Regions from separate parts of the Homo sapiens genome. Here region 1 is linked to region 2. A link is a loop called in an ENCODE intact Hi-C map of the cell type or tissue named here. Cell type or tissue: PC-3. All regions are shown on one strand. Each heading gives the region's core, and the rest is flanking DNA. Links, peaks and the distances in the headings are about the cores only.

The links. Hi-C counts contacts between places; a loop is a spot of excess contacts. Peaks named below come from ENCODE experiments on the same cell type or tissue, not always from the same donor. Only the 100,000 strongest peaks of a DNase experiment are listed, where the experiment ranks them.
Region 1: it touches region 2 in a loop (7-fold over the local background); 2 of 110 quality-filtered maps call a loop at or near these places.

The regions. Positions count from the first base shown.
Region 1 is chr1:118,287,498-118,296,021 of GRCh38, forward strand. No RefSeq gene overlaps it. Among named protein-coding and RNA genes, the nearest start is that of SPAG17, 110 kb to the left of the region's middle. In PC-3, for the core only: no CTCF peak of the experiment used is centred there; no DNase peak of the experiment used is centred there; H3K27me3 peaks cover 3,232 bases.
Region 2 is chr1:118,142,903-118,151,426 of GRCh38, forward strand. SPAG17 (sperm associated antigen 17) reads right to left here. Exons shown (of 49, transcript NM_206996.4): 2 at 8,327-8,467; 3 at 7,641-7,727. Among named protein-coding and RNA genes, the nearest start is that of SPAG17, 38 kb to the right of the region's middle. In PC-3, for the core only: no CTCF peak of the experiment used is centred there; a DNase peak (open chromatin) is centred at 4,859.

The sequences.
Region 1 (8,524 bases), core at 438-8,437, 140 kb after region 2:
CTTGCACCTCATGGCCAAGACAAAGTCGAATTAAGATTCTAGAGAGATTATCATACATAATGAGACCCTGGAGAACAAGGCAAGAGAGACACACTTCCCAGGACTGGTTCATATCCGGGATTAGCTGCAGAGATGAATGAATGGTTAGAAAGGATTCAGAGTTTCTTAAATTTCCCTAAGGTCAAAATTGGCCCCAGAGCTTAGAGAGGGCTTGAATCTGTTAGAGATTCAAAGAAGGAGCAATTTTCTCTATCTGTAGAGATAAGGGGCAAACATTTGGAAACTCCAGATTCCTTAGGTTTCTTTTCTTACCCTCTCCTCCTCCTCTTCTCTCTCTAAAATCTCATCACCGGTGACGTTTTCTACTCCTAACATTTCTAAAAGCAATGTGTAAAAATGACCCTTAAATTGTTATCTCTAGCCCTGACCTGTTTCCAAACCCCAGCCTGATTTAATTGCTCGATGAATATTTTCATCAGGAAATACACACACACACACACACAGACACACACACACACACACACACACAGAGGAGAGTGAGAGATCTCAAAACTTTCAATTTCAGCATGCATAAAAGTGACATTTTTGCTTTGTTCCCTTTGCTTTTCTCCACAGTGAAAAAAATGGAAAAGCATTCAGAGATAAGCCAGCATAGTTCCTTCCCTAAGGAGCTCACAGGTTGGTGGGGACAAGAGACCAGTACATAAAGACTCCAGCACAGAGTGGCAAATGTTCTGATAGAGCAGGGTCATGGGACCATATTGAAGGAGGTGCTTGTGATGAACTCCACAAGGAAAAGTTAGGAAAAGCTTCACAGAGAGGCTGATGTGAAGTTAGGCCTTTTCCCCCAAGAGATTTAAGAATTTATTGTCCACTAGAAGATTGAATAACCAGCCATATCTAATATAAGGGATTAATCTTCAGGGAAAAGCAGAAGTTGGGAAAGTAAATCATGTTGTATGCTTTCCAGGAATGGCACAAAGTTGAAGTGAAAGCCACAAGTCAGGGGATAGCCAGTCCTTTTCTCTCACAATAAAACCATCAACAACGACAGCAATCACAATAATCACGGCGACTGACGCCTATATACCACTTACTGTACTGTGGGCTAGGAGCTGTGTTAAGTGCCTTTGTAGGTAAACTCTCATAGGTAAAACGGGTGGGTGATGGGGTGGGGCCCAGAGAAGGGTCCCTGCATTCAAGTAGGGGCTTGTCTAGTTTGAACCTCCCATGGGTGCTGAAAGGAGGAAGCACCCAAGCTTTTTTTTCTGCTTGCCCAGATAATAGACACCAGGGGTGATGCTTAAAAGCTTAAAAGCTGTCAATCGTCGAATAAAAAAATGGAGCTATACTCTTTGTTATAATTAATCACTAATGTTTGACTGATGATTGAAATATGACTTTTTTTATTTAATTGAATTTGAACTTGTTTAAGTAAGCTATTATGTAACTCTACGAGGCCTGCGGCCTGAGGCCATCAAGGAAGGTAAAAGCTCCATTGAATGCCTTGTTCAACAGCATTTAGGATTTTATATTCTGGGAAGTAAAATGAGTGTCTTTGTCACTATCAATTATGTCTGGAACTCTGAGGAGGATAAGGGATGTCTCGATGTGACTTTGTATTATTGCCACCAATTGCCATTCTGAGGGAATATGGCATGAGGCTCTTTCTTGAGAATACCTAGCAGTTTTCCTAAGAACTATTCTTTTATTAAATACAGTTTGGGTAAGATCACTGTAACAAGGGTTTAAGGCAATCTTAAAAATGTTCTTTGCACCATAACTGGCACATAGTAGGTGTGTGAGGATGTTCTTGCGTTACTATAAAGAAACACCTGAGACTTGGTAATTTATAAAGAAAAAAGGTTTAATTGGTTCATGGTTCTGCAGGCTTTATAGGAAGCATGGTGCTCGCACCTGCTCAGATTCTGAGGAGGCCTTGGAAGCTTAACAATCATGGTGGAAGGCAAAGAGGCAGCAGGCATCTCACACGGCAGAAGCAGGGACAATAGAGAGTGGGAGAGGAGGTACCACATACTTTTAAACAATTAGATCTCTCGAGAACTCACTCACTATCACAAGGGCAGCACCAAGGGGATGGCACTAAACCATTCATGAGGGATCCACACCATGATCCAAACACCTCCTATCAGGCCTTACCTCCAACACTGGGGATTATGTCTCATCTTGAGACTTGGAGGGACAACATCCAACCTATATCAATAGACATGTCATAATTATGTAGTGGAAAAACACTGAGATTCAATGATGCTATAATTATACAGAAAACATTGCCAGTAAATTTTGGCACTAAGTACGCGTAACTAATCTGAACAGATTGGCAAATGTGACCTTGAGGCTTCTTTCTGACCAAGGTCCCTCCCTCCCACCCAAAGAATTATACCAGGGCCAAGAATGGGCATGGACCTCTGCTCTTACAGTCTGGATTTCTTTCCCTGTTCACGTAGGTGGTGGAGACAAAGTTTCACACTGAAATCAGTGAAATGAAGCAGAATCATTTTTATTTTATTTTCTGTATCCTTCTTAAGTGTCACTCAGTTGTAGGATTTTTCCAGAGAACTATGTCTTACACCATGCCATGCCCAGTTCCTATCACTTTACCCTACACTCAGAGGTGCCCGGTAGTGTTAGAAGATCAGCCTGCCCTTGTAAGGTGAGCCTGTTAATCACGCTCTCCAGCAGATGAACCCGGACTCTTGCCCTTGAGCCTGTGGCCTGGGGCCAGGAAGATTCTACTGTGTTGCTGTCAAGTTTTCCACTGTGTCCTCAGTTCAGCCCCAAATGGTTGGTATTGCTGTCCTCACACTATTTTTAGTCATAGATCAGTTATCCCTGACACGCAGTGATGGGGATTAACAAAATGCACCCATATGCATCTCTGAAGGCTGAGCATGTGTGTCCCCAGCCCAAAGTAGTCTTGGGCAGTTCTAGGTAGGATTAGCAGACTTGATTTTTTTATTGTCTCCCTTTACTCCTGGCAGGAGAGTTCTGGGCTAGAATCACTCCAAATTTGTTTTAAGGAATTTGGCACAAGCCTCTTCTAAACCGTACACCAGACCTTGTGTTTTACCCCATCAAGTCCCTTGTGGCCCTTGGCAGGGGCACAGCGGGGAAAGGCTTTCCTTCTCTCGATGGAAAAGAGATCATTGAACTCCATGATGCTTTTAAGAGAACACAGTAACAGGTCAGGCCTTAGGGATGTCCCCACCAATCTCTCATGTGGTGAAGGTTCCACATGCCCGAGGAAGGGAATTTCGTAACACCCAATGCCAGCTGGGAAGGCTCTACATGACAGGGTGAACACCATCGTAATCACATCATGTTCTGAAACCTCAGCCCTGATTACTCTGATCTTTATCCTCTGTTGACCTGAGATGAATGCAAGGAATGGTCTTTAAATGACTCCGTTGTTTTTAAACTCTAGTACAGTGCTTGACTTGAACTTCCCTGGTGAGAGCAAATCACACCAACTGACTCACACTAACTTGACTTATTTAATTATTTTAATTACTTGAGTCCTTTTACTTCATGAAATGACCCCCAGTTCTTATAACAGGGCGGTGAAATCAGGGCACTCAATACTTTCCATTATCTTCCTTAAAGAAATCCTCTCCCGTTCGGTGCTTACACATCTGCATGTATTTCATGACCCTGCAGAAACTTTGTTAAATATATTAGCGAGAAAAGGAGGAGGAGTGGCAACCTAGATATTCAATAGGAGAGAAACGTTGAGTAGATTTTGATCCTTCGTGTGATGAGATATTATGCTGTCCTAAAAATAACACGTACCAAAAGTTTTAAAAGATGCAAGATGGTCACTAACATGTTAAATGAAAAAAGCAGGATGGAAATTTGTACATATACTCTGATTTCAATTCTGTCAATATTTATATAGGTAAAATATGCAGTAGGATAGAGGAAAATTAGCTGGGCCTGAGTTACTCCTGGAGGTCACAAGAAACTGAGAGAGAAGATCTCAGACATAGAATGATCCTATCTGAGGACTCTAGGGATCTCAGCTGAGGGGAGGAAAAGGGCAGAGACTGTCTGTCTTTGTGGGTTAGGACTTCTGCAGGCCAACAACTTACAGGGTTGATGGTTTGAAGGAGAAAGTGTTGCTACATCCTCAGCTAGGAAGCCACCAGTTTTATAAACACAAATGGACAAAATGGAGTATACTAAAGTATTTGGTTGGAGCTGCGAACCCCTTGGGAATGTCTGAATTACTACTTACAAAGAAGTAGCCAGGGCCAGTTTGCCTTCTGAAGTGTCACTGTGCAGAGGCTTCCGCCAACACTCGCAGCCAGCTATGACCAGGACTAGAGAAGGCCCCCGAGTTCTGGACAGTCTGCAAGTCCCACAAATCAGTGCTAAGTCATGTAATCAGATGTCTCCATGGTGTTTGCACGTTACCGTCTCAGGAATCCAGAGCTTTCACTTACCTCATGTCCCAGCCTGGGATTTCCCTGTAGGCTGTAATGGGTTTGTTTTGCCAGGTTACTCAGTGTTCCTTCTGCTTCTTCCCTGTGAGTGTCAGACATCCTCCTCATCATCATTGCCTTTTATTGAGTGCCTACTGTGTGTGAGGTGCTTTACAGATATTATTTTTAATCTTCTTAACGATCCTATCAGATAGGCATGATTATCCTAATTTTATAGGTGATGGGATTGAGAAACAGCATGATCAAATCACTTGCTTAGGGGCATAAAATTAGTAAGTTTGGATCTAGATGTCTGTCTACTTTTTCTGTGATGTCTTTCAGCTTCTAATTTGCCACTCTGTGTGTGTGTGTTGTTTTTGTGCATATGAGAGAGACACACAGAGAGAGAGACAGATCTGTTACTAAAAGATCTTTTTTGAACAGCGATTTACTTTTGAATTTGGGTGTTGCTTATTTCTCAAATGCTTTTTTCCATCAACATCCAGAAAATCATATATCTCACCTCTTAATTGTCTTTGTCAAAAGTGAGTCCTAGCCATGAGCGGAAAGTGGACTGAAAAATAATTATACTTTTCAAAATTTCAACTAGAAATCAGAATGAGACTTCTCAGGATGACAGAAAAACTCGCATACAAGTTAGCAGCAACCTGAGATTAGTGCTAAAGGTACAATATGCAGACAAACAAACTGCAATAGTTCCTCACTTCAATCATGTCCAGGGAAGTCCATGCTCAGACCCTTTGATTCTGGTGCTTTTCTGACATGTAGGGACCATCCTCTGGTGTCAGCATCACAGGCCCAGAATTGAAGAAGTTGATGCTTTGCTCTCATTGAGGCCTGATCACTATGTATCCAATAATGCTGCCTCCTTTCCCCACCTTCTTCCTTTCTTCAATATATATACATCTAATGCCAGGCTCCACACTAAGGAGCAGCAGCAAATAATGCCTATGAATGACAAGCAGGGTCCTGGCTATCACTGAGTTTACAGCATGGCGGGGAAAACAAACAAGGAATTCAGATGTAGTGCGATAAATGCACTGATGTGGGGGAAAGTGGAGTGCACTCAGGTGGGCAGGTATGAAGGGTCAGCAAAGGCTTCCTCAACCAAAATACTTCTGTGCTGTGACCTGAAGGATGAGTTAGCATCAGCCAGGTCGGGGTGGAACATGTGAAAAGCAAGAGGGATATTCTGTGAAAGGCCAGAGAGATAGGCAAGCTTTGCATAGCTTAGCCGTCTGTCTCATTCCCTCTGTCCTCCTCGTACATGAGTGTGTCAGAGTGAGTTTCGGGATTGCTTTTAAATTTTAAATTAAAGACTATCAGAATCCAGAGACTATCCAAATTCCTATGGTCTCTCAGAATTTCACAAAAACATTCAGACAAAGGGTGATTCCACAGAGAAATCATACACCTCAGTTTGAAATTGCCACTTGGGAGGAATGGGACACCAGGTCTTTGGAAACGGGCTTAGGGCCCATCAAGGGAGATATTGTGTGCCGAAGCTTTCTTCTGGAACTCACTGGGGTCCCCTTTTTCTGCAATCCAAGCTAAGTCCTCACAGCATGTTGGGCTAGTCTAATTCAGGGCTGTATTAGTCAGAGTTCCCTAGAGGAGCAGAACTGAAAGGATATATATATATATATTCTTTATACATATATACACATATTCTTTATATATATATATATATATGAGTTTAATAAGTATGAACTTACATGATCACAGGGTCCCACAATAGGCTGTCTGCAAGCTTGAGGAGCAAGGAGAGCCAGTCTGAGTCTCAAAACTGAGGAACTTGGAGTCTGCTGTTTGAGGGCAGGAAGCATCCAGCATGGGAGCAAGATGTAGGCTGGAAGGCTAGGTCAGTCTGGCCTTTTCACGGTTTTCTGCATACTTTATATTCGCTGGCAGCTGATTAGATTGTGCCCACCATATTAAGGGTGGGTCTGTCTTCCCCAGTCCACTGACTCAAATGTTAATCTCCTTTGGCAACACCCTCACAGACACACCCAGGATCGATACTTTGTATCCTTCAATCCAATCAAGTTGGCACTCAGTATTAACTGTCACAGTGACTATGACCTTTGTCACAGAAGATGACTAGAAAAATAGCCACGAGTTGACCTTGATACTAAGAGCAGCACTGATTTGGACATGGAATCTGACTTAGCTCATGAGGACTCATTTTAGCCACGAGTCATAAAGAAGTCCCAGTTCAAGATACATAGTCCTTGAAGACAGCACTCAAGGATTTAGGCACACTAAATGTCTGAGCCCCAGTCTAATTCCAGGGGCAGTGACAGGATGACGCTGCCCAACTTGAGATTTTGTCAAGATTTCAAACACACAGTTTGTTGTTAAGGTTCTAATTATATAAAAAACTCCATATTAACATAAGGCTCACGGTTAATTGGCAGGGCTTCAAAAACATTAACTATTTCCTAATTATAGCAGTAATTCTTTCCCTTTCTCTTTTTTTCTCATTCTTCTTTTTAAATAATAATTATCACATATATTGGGTGCTTAGTATTTGCAACACGTTAAAACAAGAGCTAAGACTACATTCTGTCATGTAATTCTCATAACTGCTCTATGGCATCGATATTATTTCATGGATTTTGGAGATGGGGAAACTGAGGTTTAAAGAAGGATAATTAACACGTTTATCACAAATGGACACAAAAATAGTCACACACATGGAAAGTGTTAGAACTGGAACTTAGACCCATTTTGTTGAAACAACTCAAGTCTGTGGTGTTAATGTCTGTGGTTCTGCAATTAAAATACACATTCTGATTGTGTTGTTTGTGTTGTTCCAGATGCCTTCTCCACTAGAAGATGGGGCCAGATTTCCTAGTTCTTTATTTGCTGATAGCACTAAACAAAGTGTGTAGCATGTTATGGGACATCAATAAATACTTGGCTCAGTGGCACACAATCAACTAGAGAAGGCCTGGTCTAAATTCAGCCCAGCAACACAAATTGCAGGATTTTGCATCACTCTGCCTCTCATCTTATTAGGACAGGTCTTGTGGCTGTCCTAGGCCTGAGCACCCGTAACAGAGCTCTCCTTGTCATTGTGACAATAGAAAGTAAGGGAAGGGAAAGTCATAAATTAGGCCAATGGAGGGAGGCAGAGGAAAATAGATACAGACTGATGACAAGATTAATATGCAGTTGACGGGGAGTGCTTTCACACCAGAGCGCCAGCAAATAAACACAATTCAGAAAGCTCATCCCTGCCTTACCAGAGAAGGCAGATTCCTGAGCCAAAAAAAAAGTGAATGAGCAAGAGAAAGAAAAATAGAGGCCTGTGTGTGCATGGGGCCTTGTTTGCCAGGAATTCCTCCAGCAGGATCAGATAGCTGGGGGATGACACAAGCAGCAGGCTCTGCAGAGTTATACATTTTCTGACCCAAAACAGGGACAGGAGAAGCAGGCACAGGCACTGCAGGGAAGGTGGGCTCCGAGGATACTGAGTGAAGGCTGAGATCAGTGCCTTCCCCGGGCATAAGCATAGCCTCCCTGTGCCACCAGCAAAGGCGGGTGTCATTTTCTGAGAGGAGTCAGCAGACCTGCCTGGCCCTTTTGGCTGGACTTCTGATGGGCTCTCCCACTCCTTGCTGTAATGAATGAGACCTCAGCAGGCTTCAGTTGAATACTTCATAGATGGGAATTGATTCTTCTTCTTTTTTTTTTTATTTGTTTGAACTATAATATTGCCATTTTTGTAAGTAAGAAGTGGCCAAATATTATCAATTTCATATGGTTTAAGATGATAGTAAGGGCAGAGATTGTTTTCAAACTCAGGAATTGATTCCAAAATTGTGACTCTCACTATGCTACACTGTTTCACCAGTGACTTCCCATTAACCTGAGCATAAATTTAGACTTTGACCTGGGCCTACAAGAATATTCATGGTCTGATCTTTGCTTACCTGGTACCTTCTCTCTCCACAGCAACACCAAATTTCTTCTGGCTATTCAATGATTACTTTGGTTTACTGATCTTTGATGATACGTTTTCCTCTTCCTGAAATACTACACTTGCTTCTCTTTTC
Region 2 (8,524 bases), core at 318-8,317:
AGATTTTAGAAAGGTCTCTCCACACTTTGATCTCTGCTGAATATGTATTAACTTCCCTCTTATTTTCCATCTTTCTTTCTTTCATCCTCCAAAGAAAAGACATGGTCACTTAACCATATAAATCTTAACCATAAGAATTAAAAAACCCTGTTGACCCAAACATGTGGGCAAAAGCCACTCATCGAAGTGGCTTAAAAGCTCCAACTGAAATTATTTGATCTCTTCATCATCTGCAGATATACCTTCATGTTTTTGCCTGAGTAGAAGGAAAAGTAATAAACATATCATAGAACTACTGAGAGATTTAAAGCTTAATTCTAAGTAACTAGCAGTAGCTTATATTGAAGACATATTAAACCACAACAGTCACTTCCAGAATTTAAACTATTTATTCTCAGCTTGTGTGTGATGCAAGTAGAAAAAACAGACTTCTGAATCAACAAGTTACCTAACCAGTCTGATTCAAATTTCATCATTCATAGGTATCTGAAAGGTTGTTAAGATGGTTAAGTTAGCCAGGTGCAGTGGTTTACACCTATAATCCCAGTAATTGGGCTGGCAGGGGCGGGAGGATAGCTTGAACCCCAGGAGTTCAAGACTTACCCAGGCAACATAGCACGCTCCTGTTCCCCACAAAAAGAAAAAAGCCAGCCAAAAAAAAAGAGATTAGGTTAGTTGATATATATGAACTACCCAGCACACAAGACTTGGAATACATGTGTTCAATAAGTGGTAACTTTTATTATCACCATATGTAATTATTGATTTTTCACAGTTTTAAATACAGAAACAGAATGATACAATCTTCTTGATTCCTTCCCCAGCACCCCTCCAATCCTGGTGTCTGTAGAGTATAGGGTGTTAAGAGGTTTCAGAAACCACCCCAGCCCAGACCTGGAGGAGAAGCTGTGATGACTTCTCTTCATTAGCTGAACCTCACTTTATTCTTGTGGCTGGCCCTCCACTGAGGTCTGTCTTGGAACTCCTGATGAGATTCCTGCCTTGCCCACTGCCTGCAGGTCCTAGCCAGCAACCCAGTCCTTGTGTGGCATGGGCTTCCTGCTGCTGGATCCCCGGCTCCACTGCATCACCACCACACCTCCCCAGTGTCTACCTCCCCTCTCCTGGACTGCTAACTATTTGCCACATGGGCTTGGCCAGCTGCCTGACCCCCAGGGTGGAAGAGAGCTGGGGCATGATTTGAATTGTTTTTGAATGCCTTTACTTGAGTTCTGCTTTTCTTTGAAAATAGAACTCCAGGTTTCTGATCTGGGAGGCAAACGTATTCACACCCTGGGAGCCCATTCCTAAAGCAATGGAGCCCTGACCTTCTGCCCCTCAGTGACTAGCTTGAACTTGACTTTCTCTGCTGAGCTGCTTTGGTGCCCTCCAGAAATGTGGGGGCCCAGGGCTGTTAACACATCTGACTGCTCTTTTCCCCATCTTGACAAAAGTCATTCATTTGTAACTCTTCATAGCCCTTTGTAACCGTTTCTAGCATTACTATTTCTCCTCTTCTTTCCTTCTTCGGGTAAGAAATGCCTCCAAAACCCAGATTTTGGCACAAGAACTCCTAGATTGTTTTTATAGTCCCAACGTAGCACTTCTTTGTTACAGCTTGATATTCCCAAATTTTGTTCCAAGTCTCATTATTTTACATTTATAAATATCAGGTTGTATTAATTGGTTCCAGCTTTAAAAAATGTTCCATCAGGGGTTATTTCTGCTATTTTGATAGTGGTTTCTAAATGTGGAGTGCCGAGGCCCTGGTGTGGGCCACGTTCTGTAGGCATCCCTGAAGGACTGATGTGGAACGGAAAGATCCGCAGATTCTGAGTCTTGCTGTATTCTTTGAAGACTGTACTGGCCATAATAGCTTCAAAGAATTTCAACAAGTTCCTAAGACATGACCTTCCCTTTCCGAAAATCACGTTGGCCAGGCTTGCCTTAATCAAGCTGTGCTTTTCTAAGCATCCTTTTACTTGATCTCCTGCAGCAGTTTTTAATACTTTTCCTACAAGTGAAGTTAAACTAACTGGCCTGCAATTTCCTGGTGTGTCCCTAAGCTCTATGAAATAACGGCATTAGGTTGGCTAGCTTCCAATTCTTCCAGAATTTTTTTGTTTTGTTTTAAAGCGCGGGATTGAAAAGGCCAGAGAATGCTTCCTGTCTCCCTTTTCCTTCGTTTCTTCCATGACATACTGCTCTCTCTGTTCCCAGTAGAGCTGCCATTTTAATAACTTCAAACCTCTTAAATGTTTTCACATATTATTTGTACCTATCTCTGAAGCATGAGTTTTCCATTTTTCATTCTGACAAGGGCCACCCCCAATATAAGGGCTTACAATTCTATTAAATTGACTATTAATTCAAGGCACTGTTTAAAAAATGAGTTTCATATCAGGAATCTGAAAAAGAGTGGCAAAATAGATTATAATTAAGCCTGTGTTCTCACTTGTCAATTACTAATAAATACATGTTGGAAAAGACCTGAGAAAAATTTCTATACATCCAGGAAACAGAAGTCAAAAAATGGAACTATTACATCTGGGCATACTAATCTGAGGCACTAGCATAGTGTCTTAAAGTATGGTGAAATGCATTAGATCTGAAGATCTAATTTGCATTCTACATTTTATTAAACTGCATTTGGTCCATTATTTTTAAATCTAATATCAGAAAAATCTTTCCACATTTGATGGTCTCCCGGTTGCAATAGAAAGGCCCGTAGAAATATTTTAAGATATATTTGTTAAAAAGTTATTTTAAAAATTATTTTCTTAAAAATATGAGAATTTTTTTACTGACAGGAGTAAAAAAAAAATTAATAATTATTTGCATTTACAAAATTGCACCATATCACATAATGTTTAGGATAGTTCAAGTTCTTTATTGTACAGAAACTTGGAAAATTGTTTTGAAATAAGTGAGTCATCAACTAGAGCATAAGAACTTTTATTCTTTATAGACAATTTTTGTTTCAGTAAGCTTTTCATTTTTTTTATTTTTCATTTTGTGATGACCTAATGCGTCTTTTATAAATAAGTCACAGGCACATAAATCACGGCCCATTTGTGTGGATGAAGGCTCATTTCCTGGTTGGTAGGCATGGTGACCACCATCATGAAATGAAAAGAAACATGAAGTGGAATTTAAAAACTTTTAGGATGGTTGGTTCTGATTTCAGATAAATTGGATAAGTAAACCCCTATCAACTAGTAGCTTTTTCTGATTTACCAAAGTGATAATGTCAAACCTAAAATTTGCACATTTATCCCATAAAGTTCACTTACTGTGTATCAGATTTAGTCACAACTGGGAGAATCTTGGCATCTATGGTACACGTAGAACTCTCTCATCGAGAACATTTCAGTTGGTTTTGAATGACTACTGATATTTTCCTTTTTAATTTTGGTCAGGACTGACTATACCTGTAAATGAACAGGTCAGATTTTCTATGTGGGCCATAAAGCATACATACACAGAAAATTATTTGTGCATAGGTAGCAAGTATACTTAAGTTCAGGCATGAATCTAAACCATGTACTTTTTCCAGTGTTTGAAATGTTTCCTCATAGATTTCCATCTTTAGGATTTTAAAGTTGCCATCAAAATATGTACGGAATTCATCTTTCCTATTTAGCATATATTATACCATATAACTACAAATGTAGTACACATTAATTCGGTCTTCTCTCATTCCTATGGCCTTGCTTGAGCTATTCCCTTTTCTTAGAATGCCCTCTTCCACATTTGAAAGTCAAGATCTACCTATCCAAGGGGTAGACCAGTGAAAGATTACTTGGTTGGTGATAAAGTAGAAAAACTTGGTGCTATAGGTTTACCTTTGGTTAAATCCAAATTCTTCATTTTGCTAGTGAGCAGACTTCCTACCTTCTCTATGCCTCCATTTCCCCGTGCACACAATGGAGATTTTATCTTTCCTTTTAGAATTGTGATGTGGGCTAACTGATGTAATATATGTAAAAGATCAAAACTATCAGGACCTTTCCTTTCAAATGGCAATGTTTCCACAAAAATGTCTCTGGGTCTCACCCCTCCCTGCCAACTACCCCAGCTAATGATAATCTCATCTTCCTTTGAATTCTTATACACTTTACCTGTCTCTCAAGAACTTCACTATTTTCTGCATTGTGTTATTCACTTACGCAGCAACTATTATTGAATGCCTACCACGCGCCAGGCTTATGTCCATATACATTTTGTCCTTTTTTCTCTCTAGCTTGTTCTTAAGCTTCCTGAGGTTAGAGTCTTTGCTTCTTGAGGTTAGAGTCTTTATAATATTAATATTCCTTCCTCTCTCTTCATCGTCTGATAGTGCCTGGCACTAGTGCTTTAACGAGTATGTTTGTTAATATTCGGTAAAACCGGCTACTATATAATGCAGGCAATAAGCGTATATTTTCAAATGTGTCCATATCCTCAAGTAGGATTCACATGTGGGAAATGGTGCTTATATGCCAGTGCATGGGTTCATCTTCATCCTCATTATTAAATAATAATGAGATGATAAAGCAGTAGCCAACATTCCTGAGAATATACACAAATAATAATATTCTGTTCTCATTCCCACATGAGTTCTTGAAACAGTTCCTAGTAGAGCAAAACATGCTTTCCAAAAAGAGAATGTGAATGAACAAATGAGCTGCAGCTACGTCTCTACAGAATTACATTAGCACAAATCTAAGCAGCTTTTCAAAGAACTATGGTTTATAAATAAAGACTTTCATATATACAATGCCATGGCTAGATGAAATTCTAAGGTTTCAGGGGAAATTACACAATCTCATAATGAGGCTGTGTGTACACAACACCATGCCATCCAAATGAAAACTTGAGCAAATCACTTAGGAATGTGGTCTTTGCTAGCCCAGACATTTGGAGTCATTATTGGAAATATGCAATGTGGCTCTGACACTATTTTACTACTCATGGATGAAGTATACTATACAGAAGTCTCACTTTAGTTTGCTGCTTCTAATCAACCACAGGCTAGGAAACCAGAAAGCCTAATTGATTAAAATTGTGTTTAAAATAAGAATAACTAGGCTTTGATTTAAAGCTAACGAGAGTACCCTACAAGTAGAAGTAAATACAGGTGTTTAAATGCATGGCTGTTATATCGTGAGTTCCTTATCTCCAAAATGGAGGTTTCTAAAAAGTTACCATGTAACAAAAGGAATTTGTTAGATTATCTTTTATCTCTTCTCCCACAGTGCAGAGTTTCCTTTGAGAAATGGGATGTTGCAAGACTTTCGCTCCTCAGGAGTTTACCACTATCAAGTGTCCTAGTGTGTCTGGAGTTGATTCCTTCCAGTGGGTTCCTCGTCTCACTGACTTCAAAGAATGAAGCCACTGACTTCGTGGTGTTACAGCTCTTAAAGTTGGTGCAGATCCAAACACTGAGCAACAGCAAGAGTTGTCACAAAGAGCGAAAAAACAAATCCTCCACACTCGGCAAGGGTACACGAACCTGCTGCAAGGTGCTAGCTCAGGTGGCCAGCTTTTATTCCCTTATTTGGCCCTGCCCACATCCTGCTGATTGGTCCACTTTACAGAGCGCTGATTGGTCCATTTTACAGACTGCTGATTGGTCCATTTTACAGAGTGCTGATTGGCCCATTTTTACAGAATGCTGATTGATGCATTTACAATCCTCTAGCTAGACACAGAGCACTGATTGGTGCATTTACAATCCTCTAGCTAGACAGAAAAGTTCTCCAAGTCCCCACCCGACCCAGAAGCCTAGGCAGCTTCACCTCTCACTAGTTGGTACAACCATGCAAGATTCTAAACAGAAATAGATTCATGAGCACACTGTCCACATGTCTCAAAGGTCCAGAAGTCCCAAGAGACTTTCTGGGCCTATTCCATGGCCACCACTCGCAACTACCATGCAGCTCTGCAGGGGTTGCCAGTGACTTTTCAATTGTCTTGGGATGAGAGGTACTAGGTAGCAGAGTGCTTGAGCAGGTCCTAAATGTGAAGGGACTGAGATGGGAAATATTCCCCTCTTCTCCAGATGTGCAACCTGTCCTTGGCTGATGCTGACAAGGAGCCTGAATTTGTTTTATGGTCTTTATTAGTTTTGCTTCAGCGACTGGCATTAATGAATGTCTGGTGCACCTCAGGTTCAGTCTCCATGGCACTCCACCCACCTTCTCTTTTCTTCTGGAACCATTCAGAAGAGTGTATGTGAGCGAGTGTGGGAGGCTTATTGCCCAAATGCTCCACTGGAAGAATGTGGTAGAGCCAGATGTGAAATGGACCCCCTGAGTGAAGAATATGCAACCAAGAGTCTCAGCACATATTGGAGAGGAATGGCTTTCTAACTTAACTCTGGGTTTGTAATCTTGTGCTATCCCACATCCAAGTCAGAATGCCTGTCCAGACTAGACATCAAAACTAGGCTGCTATCATTTCTGATTTTTACTGAGTATCTGTGAAGAAGAAAGAATCTTTTGGGGGGTTAATTGATCCCAGGCCTGAGAATTGGATGTGGATTTCTATAGCCACTCACAAGAAAAATTCCAGTATTTTAAATCCACGTATCACATAATGTTTCAAGTGGAGCACACACATTCGGAACATTATAAAAAAGAGACAAAGTATATTATTTGACTGCAAAAGCACAGATAACTTTGGCATGATGGTGAGCGCCGCGTAGCAAGAGTTAATGCTATAAAATTCACAGCACTGTCTATTGTGAATAAATCCAATGAAACTTGTTCAGATAGTACTCAAGCAATACTAAATAGACCGTATGTAATCACCCAAGACCTGAGACACATAAAAACTTTATTAGTCATCACTGAAATAAAGTGCAAACAAGTTCGTCTTAGAAAGATTCAAAACTCTTTATGTTTTAGGTCGGCTGCTCCATAAAACAGTGCCTGACAAATTTTAAGTGATATTCTAATTAATCACTGGATTTTTATAGTTTCTTGAAAGCTGTAAGTTAGATATTAACAAGGCAGGGTGAGAAGAAATCCCCTTATACGGAGAATGAGTCCTACGTCCTTTGCACAAGCCCACTGGGTCAGCCAAGCCAGATTTTATACTAAGCAGCTGTTGGAAATGGAACGGACCATTAATCCGAAGAGTATCATTATTTTCATATCGATTAAAGTGGGATATAAACCGTGCACCAAGTTCACAAACTGATGGAAAATCACTGCAGCTGTACCTCTGTCTTATACAAGAAACACTTTCTGGCGCATTTTTACATTGTTTTTTTCGAGAAACTAACACTTTGTAATATACTGATCATATGACTCTCCTTAATGCTGTCACATACTCAGCAATTATCATGAGAAAGTATGACCCAATACTTTGTGTCTATAGAAGTTTCTGATTTATATTTTTCAATTATTTCAATTAGATGCAATGATGGTATAAACGATCTAGGAAATTGTATTTGTAAAGGGAAATTTTGAAATTTTAAAATTTTAAAAGGAGGCAGATTTTTTTTGTGTGTGTTCACCATCAGGAACAAATATCTCCAATGAGGAGCAGGCATTTATTTTCAAAGAATGAAATTTAAAAATGGCTATCAAATTATTACTTCAATTCTTTTTTCTAAAAACACAAAAATATCTTCTATAAACACTTTCACTTACCTCATAATATAAAGGAGCATTACCACCTACAGGTTTTTTTGCCTTTTTAGATGAAGCAGATCCAACAAGTGTATTTATTTCATTAATCTGTAAGAAAATTAAATTTACTTATGATGAAAAAAGCCTTATTTGAAGAATACTTAGATATATGTAACTTTCAAATATCTAGGTGATCTGAAGGGTTGGGGAACCTAGCAAGAAAGAGGTACCCATGAATTAGGTAAAATATTTATAGTTACTTCGTAAGCTGTCAGTAATTGTATGGGTATGTGCCACCTGGCAGATCTTTTCTATATTATTGCTGTCCTCTGACCTCTGACAGCTATGATTCTCTGTAGCCTTCATTTTCCAATTAGTCATGTACCTCCCTGGAATCTTAAATAGTCTAGTCTTTTATAATTATTTAACTTGAATTAAATATTTTGTCACAGAACCTAGCATGGTGCCTGGTATGACCTCAGAAATCTTTGTCAAATAAATGAATATTGAATTAACAAAATTAATAAACAAAAATAAATTCTTCCAGATTGAACAACTCAAATTTATTCTGGCTAAATAGTTACTTAAAATAATCCATCAAAATTTACAAAACAGCCCAAGAATATGATAGTTTATTTTATAATTCTATTCTATTATTTTAAGTAAAAAAGTCTTCAGGTGGCTTTGAGGTAGGAAGGGACAGGTACCTGCTGGAGAATGTCTTGCCACGACACCATACTGAAGAGTTTACGCTGAGGGACCTGGACAGCCACGGTAAGGGCTTGGATGAGAAGATCATCTTCAATCTGGTTCCCAACCACAAAAGCAATGGAGGCCTGCCAATCGTTCTATTAAAAATCAGACGGAATTAGATTTTAAATATTCCTGAATAGGTCATTTCGTGT